Regions from separate parts of the Homo sapiens genome. Here region 2 is linked to region 1. A link is an interaction called in ENCODE POLR2A ChIA-PET data of the cell type or tissue named here. Cell type or tissue: PC-3. All regions are shown on one strand.

Region 1 (5,000 bases):
TATATATTCTAAAAATGTCTGATGTATTTGTGTAATACTAGCTATTTTTATTAGTATTTCATGGTTATCTCTTTCCATTCTCATACATTTAATTTTATGTTTAAAGTGTATCTTTTAAACCCAAAATGACAAACTTGTATTAAAAGGGGAGAGATACATATTTTTCAAAAGTGCCACTATCAGAAAAGAGAAAAAAAAGACTATAAATGTTCAAGTTTAAAGACAACTAAATGAAACACCTGATTCTAAACTGGTTTCTCTACTGGAGGGGCAAAAATACTGCTATATAGAACATTACTGGGTCAGTTAACAAAACAAGAATATAGACAGCAGAGTAGATAACTTGCTGCCCATTTTTCAAAGAAAAATGCATGTGTGTGTCCATATATACAGAGAGAAAACAGGAAAAAAGTGGTAAAACGTTAAGAACAGCTGAATCCAAATAAAGAGGTATATGGCTCTTTGTACTATTCTTATTCTCACAACTTTTCTACAATTTTAAAATTATTTAAAAATTTTTAAAGTAATAAAATATCATAAAATGCATCTCTTGAAACAGCATGGTTGGGTCTTGGTTTTTTTTAAATCCAGTATGATCTCTGTCTTTCAACTGGAGTATCTGGTCGATTTATGTCTAATGTAATTATTGATATGGTTGGTGCTAAGTCTATCATCTTGCTTTTGGGTTCTATTCATCCTATCTTTGTTTTTTATTGTTTCTTTCTTCCTTGTTCTTTTTCCTCCTTTCCTTTCTTCTGGATTAATCAAATATTTATTCACTGTTCAATTTTATCCCCTCAACTGGCTTCTCAGCTACGTATCTATCTTAGAATTTTAATGTTTGCTCTAGGGATTGAAATATGCATCCTTAACTTATCATAGGCTACCCTAAACATTATACCTCTTCATGAATTATATAAGAAATTCACAACAGCATAGTATCATTTACCCTACTCCCATCTTTTGTCTAATTATTGTCATATATTGCCTTCCAAAATATATTATAAAACCCACATACACTATGATTGTTTTTGACTTAGAAATTTTAAAAATTCTTTTAATAAAAATAAATCAAGAAATGTGGGGGGGAAAAGCATTTTTTTTTTTTGTCCACATATTCACCATTTCTGGCCCTATTTACTTTTTTCTGTAGATCTAAGTTACCATCTGGTATTATTTTCCTTCAGCCTGAAAAACTCTTTTTTTTTTTTTTTTGAGATGGAGTCTCACTCTGCCGCCCAGGCTGGAGTGCAGTGGCGCGATCGCAGCTCACTACAACCTCCACCTCCCCAGTTCAAGCAATTCTCTGCCTCAGCTTCCGGAGTAGCTGGGATTACAGGCGCCAGACACCACACCCAGTTAATTCTTTTGTATTTTTCATAGAGACAGGGTTTCACCATCTTGGCCAGGCTGGTCTTGAACTCCTGACCTCGTGATCCACCCGCCTCGGGTTCCCAAAGTGCTGGCATTACAGGCATGAGCCATCGCGCATGGCTGAAAAACTTTCTATAACATTTCTTTAAGTGAAAGTCTAGTGGTGACAAATTCTTTAAGTTTTAGTTCATTTGAAAATGTCTCTATTTCAGCTTCATTTTAAAGAATATTTTCGGTAACACAAAATTCTAGATTGACAATTTTTGTTTCTTTTCAGCATTCTTAGATTGACATACATTGATTTCTGGCTTGCATTGTTTCTGATGAGATGTCACTGATAATTTTTATCACTGTTTGCTTGTAGGCAATGTGTCTTTCTTCCTCTGGCTATTTTTAAGAATTTTTTCTTTGGTTTTCATAATGTGCGTATGTGTTGATTTTCTTTGTGTTTATCTTGCTTGGGATTTGTTACGTTTCTTGCATCTGTGGGTTTATGTTTCTCAACAAATTTCAAAACTTTTTGGTCACCATTTCTCCTGATATTTTTCTACCCCAATCTCTCTGTCCTCTCTCCTTCTGTACCTGTAAACCACATAATTGTTAAGCTGCATAATATCCTTGAAGATATTATAGCTTTGTTCATTTTCCTTTTGTCTATTTTTTCTCTGTGCTTTGATTTGGATGGTTTACATTGATCTATCCTCAAATTCACTGATCCTTTCTTCCACAGTATGTTATCTGCAGCTAAATCCATCTGGTGAATTTTTCATTTTATTTATTTATTTATTTATTTATTTGAGATTGAGTCTCACACTGTCACCCAGGCTGCAGTGCAGAGGCACAATCTTGGCTCACTGCAACCTCCACCTCCTAGGTTCAAGCAATTCTGCTGCCTCAGCTTCCTGAGTAGCTGGGATTACAGGTGCCTGCCACCACGCCCAGCTAATTTTTTTGTATTTTTAGTAGAGACAGGGTTTCACCATTTTGGTCAGGCTGGTCTTGAACTCCTGCCCTCAAATGATCCACCTACCTCAGCCTCCCAAAGTGCTGAGATTACAGGCGTGAGCCACCACTCCCTGGTGGATTTTTCATTTTAGATATTTATTTCTATCAACTTTTTCATTCTGGTTAAGAGTCACATTTTCCTGCTTTTTAACAAGCATAATAATTCTATGCTAGACATTGCAGGTGCTTTGTTATTGAGAAACTGAATTATGTTGTCTTACTTTAGAGAGAGTTTTGTTCTATCAGACAATAAATTTACAGGTGGATCAAGATGATAAAATAGAGGCTTGGTTTGGGGCTTTGCTGTATGAGATCTATAGTAGCCTGTCTTCTACTCCTAGAATAGCCCTACTCATAAGGTGTGACCTTTCTGAGGTCACAGCTGAAAGCACAGTATGTTCAGCAAGCTTTCCCCACACTGGCTGGTCTGAGCTCCAACACTGCTGAGAAGTTTCCAACTTCTGAAATCTTCATTCAGCTCACAGTCCCACAGTAGTTGTTTCCTGCCAAGCCTTGTGGTGTACACAGCTTCATATCTGACCAAAGGGCTAATAGTTTGGAAAGTATTCACGAGGAAGATGCAGGGATGAAGGTAAAGCTCACCTAGTGTGTTCTTTTTTCTCAGCTGACTGTGCTGACTACCTAAGTTGCTTACAGCAAAGGGTAACTTCATCAAGATGAGAAACAGAAGTCCCTATTTCTAATTATTTTTTATCTAGCTTTAGAATCTATTATTTCATACTTAAACATGGATACGAAAGGCACACATTATTTACATAAGACGGATAAACATATCAACATGCAAAATGTTAAATAACCAGCCTCCAACCCATAAAGATATTTTATTCAATACAAAAATATTCACCAAGCATGTACTACAGGCATGGCAATTGACAAAGCAGTAAAAAGTTTCAACCAATATTATTTCTACTGAACCACCAGTAAAGCATATACACTGTACCAAAAGTTGTCTAATGAATGAAAAACCAGGAATCAATCCATTCAATCCACCAAGAGCATGTCTACATTCTAAAAAATGACTATAATTTACATTCATGATTTACTTTTTTCTGCAAAGACTCTTATTTGCCATGCAAGTAATTTCATTCCTACACAGTTCCATTTTCCAATTCCCCACATATACTTAATTTTTTTCATATTAGCAGAAACTATCTAACTAAGTTACTTCTATTTAGTTATGTCAAAGCTTGCTTCAGCTAACTCTTAATTATATTTCTAATTTCCATCTGGCTAAATCAAATATATTTTGCTCACATATGGAGAAAAAGTATAATACAATTTCTAAATATCATTTCAGCAGCATCATACCAAAGAATAATATTATTCCTCTAATCTTCAACAAATCAAGCAAAGTGATACATTTATACCTCACAGATCTATTCTCATCTCTCAAAATAAGCTCTTGTTCTGTCATATAACCCAATATATGCAAAAGTTGACTGTAAGGAAATAGTCAACAAAATTAAGCTATGTACATGTTTATAAAATAATGCTTAAGAATATTTTAATGTTTTTTACCTTAATATATGACTAATTCCAGTCAAGTAAAGTATACTACGACAGAAAGCCAGACACTATACATATTGAGAATATGCTTCTATTTTTAAAGTCTGCCAAAAAAAAAAGAAGTCTGTTAAAAGGTTTTTTTTGTTTAGACGGAGTCTCACTCTGTTACCCAGGCTGGAGTGCAGTGGTACAATGGCTCACTGCAAACTCTGCCTCCCGAGTTCAAGCAACTCTCCTGCCTCAGCCTCCCAGGTAACTGAGATTACAGGCGCCCGCCACCACGCCCAGCTAATTTTTGTATTTTTAGTAGAGACAAGGTTTCACCATGTTGGCCAGACTGGTCTCAGACTCCTGACCTCAGGTGATCCACCCGCCTTGGCCTCCCAAAGTACTGGGATTACAGGAATGAGCCACTGCACACAGCCTGTTAAAAAGTTTTTTGAAGATAGTAGAAGTTAATGCCATCAGCAACATCACATTCAAATGCAAGCATTACTTTCTCACCCTGTTTATGACTCTTAAGATAGTGTTTTAGGTGGCTTGTTGTTGCTGTTGTTGTTGTTATTCTAAACTGTTACTCTGAATCAAGATGACACCCTTTGTAAAAGGCTCTTACCTGTAGAACATCTTGGATCTTCACCCATACATCTGCCATATCATACAGTTTGATATCTTCCTGCTGAGTCAGTGGAGTCACTACAGTGTCCTGCAGGTATCCCAGGACCACAGAGTGTGCAGCGGCTACAGCATTAAACTTGTCAAACAGTAACTCCAGCAGTTCTAGAAGCAACCTAGTGGCATAAACAAATAAATAACATTTACACATACGTACACGCAGATAAATGGCTTACAGTGACCTGCAAGAAAAACATCAAACTAAAGTAGCATTCTACAATGTAAACAGCATTAACGTTAGATTTCAGCAGATGTGAATTCAAACAACTGTATTATCTAAGCAACTTTTAAAAACTTATCTAAGCCTCAGTTTCCTCTGCTATAACATGTAAATGATGTAAGAATTTTAAAAGCAATTGTAAAGCCCCTAAACCAGCAATAGCATCTCAATAAACATATGTTGCCGTTTTAACATAGTT
Region 2 (5,000 bases), 1.1 Mb after region 1:
TCTTGGCTGCTTCATCAGGAAGATGAGAATGATTATTCTGGCAATCAACATCATAAAAATTTTACAACCATCAGCTGAGACAGTGTTATTTAAGAATGCTTTGCAAGGTATAAAGCAAAAATATAAGGGATCATTATTTAGAAAATTTACAACAGCATCTTCATTCATATGCACGTTTCTCTCCCAGAACTGCAGTAGATAAAGACATGGCTCCTCCAGCACCCCTGGGGTGATGCTTGTTTAAAATCAACTCCTTTGACGTCTTGAAGGAATGCAGGTTTACATAAACAATAGTGCCGGATTCAGTGTGAGCCTTTGGTGTAGAGTGTGAACTCATAGAAGCATGACCACTGGAAACAATCAGACCCTGGTAAGGGTGCAGCCTGTGCCATCCGCCAGATGTGTGACCTTAACCAAGTTATTTAACCTTTTTTGTGCCACACCTATAAAGGGGGACAATATTAATGCTTACTTTACTGAGTTCTGAGATTTAAATAAGAAAATAAATATATATAAAATGCCTATCATTGTCCCAGACCCATAGTGGCCACTCAATAAATAACAGCTCTTGTTCTATTTGTCTATGTTAAGGGTCCAAGAGCCGGCAGCTGGTCCATTCTACCTAAATTTTTGTATTGCTCATCAAACATTCAGTAAATTCCACCATAAACTCCTTTATCCATGTCTTGTGTGAATTTTTTCAACAGATGAATAAATAATGCTTTTCTTTGGTTTTCTGAAAATTTGTTGGAGGGTGGGGTGGGAAAAGAGAGAAGGAGCCTTTCCAGTTACATATTTCTCGCTGGCAGAGTGCAGAGGGTGGGGACTAATCTGCATCCAGCCTCCTTGCAGAAGGCCAGGCCTATGGAACCTTGTCCAGTTGGTGCTTCCTCATCCACCCCTCTGTCCATCCCCCAAGTCAACTGGCTTCCTTTGATGTCCAGCCACACCCAGCAAACCCCTCATCCTAAGGAGCAGTGAAGTTGGAGTCGAAAGATAAAGGAGACTGCTCAGGCACTGAATGTAATTTCATTTGGGGATCAGGCCAAGGGGCACTGGATGGAGCTTAGTTCCGCCAGCACTCCCCTGGGGACCCTGCTCTGGCCGACGGTGGCCTGAGGGGGCTGGAGACCAGCCAGGGCATTCAGTATCACTCTCTGCTCCTGCTCCAGGGGCACCTCCCAGCTGGGGATGAAGCTTGGCTGGGCCAGGGGCCAAGGCCATCATTGCACGGTCAGACTTGGGTGGTAATCCCAATTGGTTTTGCATGAACTCCTGTTTCATCTAGATTAGGAAAGGACCTGGCCAGCATGGACATCTGGTGGCTTGGGGTGGGCACAGAAGAAGGAAGGCTCTGGGAATCAGAGGCATTTCCATTTTTGACACTAACCACGACTCCTTAAATCCTTTAACTGTTGTTTTCATGGGCTTAATGGGAAACCATCAAAGAGGAATCTGAACTACATTCATTAATTTATTCATTTTTAAAATAAATATTTGTCAGGTTCAAGTGTTTGAGCACCAAAATCAAGAATGACTAGAGAAAGTCTCAGGAATTGTACAGACTAGAGACAGACCCTGACCTCAGCTCCCTGCCTTTAGGTGGCCACCACCGGGAGACATACAGGAAACCCTCTGGGAGCAAGGACTCTCATGTAACTGGTGGTAGGAAAAGCATGGACTTCCAGAGTCAAACTGAATTCTAATTCTGTCCCCAGATTTTATCCCACAGGCCACTTGTTTAATGTACCTGGGTATCATTTTTCTTGTCTATTATCAGTGCATCCACTAGGACTTTTGATGTTGCAAAAAACCTTTGTATTACTTTAACCTAAAGAAAATATCTGCAGTAACTAGGAAGTCCCAATGTCAGGCAGGCTTTGGGGTTACTTTGATTCAGTGGCTCAGCGATGTCACCAAAGACCAATATTTTCCCATCTCTGTGTTTGACCTGCCCTGGTTCCAGTTCCCTTCCTTGTTAGGAGAGGGCTGCCCACAGATCTTTGAGCCGCAAGTTCATTCTACCCCTTTGAGAGTGAAGAAAGATGGCCTCTTCTTTCTACCATGAGTCCCTGCTTTGCTCTGATTCACGTTGATTGGCTTGAGCCTATTTTCTCTTAATCACTGTGGCAGAGAGTAAGATCAAGCTGGTTTGTTTATGCTCATCACGGACAACCTGGGAAGCAAGGAGTGGGTTCAATCCCACCCAAAAGGTGGGAGAAGGTGGAATGGATGCTGGAGGGACACATGAGCCGTGATGAATGAACATTAAACCCACAGGATTGAGAGGATTATATCAATAAGGAATTATGTGCAAAACCATCTCCCAGTACCTGATGTCCATGAAGCTTGAAAATAATGCTTAAAAGGAAATTTTAAAAATCAGAGTCCAGAACAAACCCAAAATCAAGCAAATAAACCACAAAATAACCTGATATCAGAGTTCATGGACTCAAGAGAAATGAAAGGTGGGAGCCTTCTGGGGGACCTGGTGTGGTCAGTTGTCATTAACATGGTGTTCTTTCTGTAATTTAGTTCCTCAGAATGACTCTTTTATTCTCCTTGATCTTGTGAGAGGTTAAAAATTATACATTAAAAATTAAAAATAAGAGTGCCTAATGGGAATATTTGGAATATAATTTTTTTCTTTAGTTTTATTGTTGAAATCTCTAAAATTACGTTATGTGTAGCTTACAGTTGTGCATGTGGTAGGGAAGTGTGGTGATCCCCTAGTTCTTGCCTAGCCACACTCTCAGTAATATTTGTTCCTGATTTATGGGAGTGGTGTTTTTAGCACTGACTGCGCAGCGGTCATGTTGGATCTATGCACTCAAACACAGGATGTTTCCAGAGACCTTGGCCAACATCCAGAGGCCAGATGAGCATCATGTAGGGTTGGAAAGCTCATGTCTTTTCTAGGTTAGTTCTCATTCATGGGGCATGTGGGCAGAAGTCTTCTTTCCATTGTCTCTATGCTGTCCCAGCATTTCTAGGAAGGACTTATGGATGGCCGGGGATGATCTATTCAGCTGAGTGTTTGCAGAAGGTTGTGGATGACTCATGCCTGAAGCACATTTTCCTGTAATTCCCACATCCCTTTTGCTGGGGACGTGAACAAAACCTCTAGAAGGTTTCAGGACCTAATGGTATAAGTATAAGCCACTATTTCAATGGCAAAAAAAGAGACCCTTAGTGTGAAACCTTTGGGGTTGGCCCCCTGCCTGGTTCACCTTCAAGGAACAGCAATGACATCCAGGTAGCAGTTCCCATCCTTACACTGACATGTTTTTCTGCTAACAAATGCAGCAAATAATATTGCCTTTCCAATGCAGGGTGACGCTCTGATCTGAGGCAGTTTCAATTACATGTTGTTCCTCCAAGCCTCAGAGCCTCATCTTTTTCTCCAAAGACCAGCAAGAAAGGCATCAAATGCTTGAGCCTGAGGCATAGGGAACCAGGGAGATTAAGACTGGATTCTTGGTGAAGCCCAGCTTGGTCCCCCACTTCCCTCTCTGCCACTCCCATCCTGAGGCCCTTGGTGAGCTTATGTCACTCCACTCCTTGGCTTTAGCCTGTGAGCACTGTGGAGACAGAACTCATGCCCTCTCCCTTGGCTGTTGACAGGGTCTTTGGCTGAAGTTTGGCTGTGGGCAGTGCAGGATCTGAACTCACTTTGGCTCTCCTCTTCTTCTCCACAGATCCGGGTGGATGGACCCAGGGGCAACGCCCTCCAGTATGAGACGGTGCAGGTGGTGGACCCCGGCCCAGTCCTCCGGGATATGGCCTTCTCCAAGGACCACGAGCAACTCTACATCATGTCAGAGAGGCAGGTAAGGCTCTTCGGGCTCCGCTAGACATTTGTCTTGCAGTTAAATACTAGCCTGTGGCTCAGTACAAACCTTAGGAGGCCAGCTGCAGAGAGGTGATTTGATTTATTTGGCGTAGTATGTATCTTTTCAGTTATACTTTTCAGTTATGCTGCCTGGGGACTGAGGCTTGGTGTTCTGAAACAGGAAAGAAACATTTAAAATATCAAAATATTGGAGAGTCTAAAACAAATCCACTAATTTCAAAATCATGCATATATGTTCGGGGCCAACATTTGCTTTCTTCTGAAGGAACGTCGTACAGATGCCCAAATTGTGGGTCCAGATTTCCCTATACAAAATGCTACCTCATACCAAAGTCACCTTCCTGGCCCCCAGAAGCCTGTGGGATCAAGAATTTATTGCCAAAAGAGTGTAGTTAAGGGAACACCATGGTCAGGACTCAGAAAACAGTCTGTGTGATGAGATGTGATGGGGTAGGGCACGGCCTGAACTTTTGTGTGTACATACAACTCTTTGTGGAAACTCCAGCAAATGCCATGGAGCCCACCCGAGAAGAACAGATATGGTGCAGGTTTGCTGATGCTGAGTAGGAAGTAGAAAACCTGGGCTTGGTTCTCAAACTGAGCTGAGAACGAAGTGAGTTTTTCTGGAGTCCCTGAGCTCAGGCCAGGAGTCATATGTCTGCAGCAGGCAAAGGAAGGGGTTTCACCTTGGACATCCATGTATTTAAGGGTATTTCCTGGAGTCCTCCACCCCACAACACACAGCCCACCCCAAGTGAGGTGCAGCACTGCTGTACCTCTGCCCTGTGGCCTCTGTGGAGGATGGGTCATTCTCGGGAGCTGCCCCTCTATCCCATGAATATGTATGCGTTAGCTCTGAGTGGCAGCAGCGGCCATGAGGGGCAGATCTCCCCTCTTTTTCATCCTCGTCAGCGTGGCCTGAACTCTCTGGAGGACCCTGCTGACAGAGTCTGGATTGTTCTGCCTGGACCCTCTTGGCATTGTGGGGGAGATGAATTCCACATTATGCCACCCACGGGGCTTGTGCATTATGCCTTAACAGTCACAGGAGCTCTGCCCTCCCCAAGAGCTCGATGACATCTTCTCCTGTTGTCAGACTCCCCGTTCTCCCGACTTCAGCCATACTGGGACCCACTGTGCCCTGGAT

The links. ChIA-PET counts read pairs that join two places held together with the same protein. Peaks named below come from ENCODE experiments on the same cell type or tissue, not always from the same donor. Only the 100,000 strongest peaks of a DNase experiment are listed, where the experiment ranks them.
Region 2: POLR2A ChIA-PET joins it to region 1 with 6 read pairs; 2 of 35 experiments call an interaction of 5 or more read pairs at or near these places.

The regions. Positions count from the first base shown.
Region 1 is chr7:133,374,525-133,379,524 of GRCh38, reverse strand. It overlaps EXOC4 (exocyst complex component 4), which reads right to left. Exons shown (of 18, transcript NM_021807.4): 7 at 4,523-4,697. Among named protein-coding and RNA genes, the nearest start is that of MIR6133, 86 kb to the right of the region's middle. In PC-3, no CTCF peak of the experiment used is centred here; no DNase peak of the experiment used is centred here.
Region 2 is chr7:132,296,921-132,301,920 of GRCh38, reverse strand. It overlaps PLXNA4 (plexin A4), which reads left to right. Exons shown (of 32, transcript NM_020911.2): 4 at 3,699-3,830. Among named protein-coding and RNA genes, the nearest start is that of PLXNA4-AS2, 39 kb to the right of the region's middle. RefSeq lists an enhancer at 4,473-4,974. In PC-3, no CTCF peak of the experiment used is centred here; a DNase peak (open chromatin) is centred at 3,050.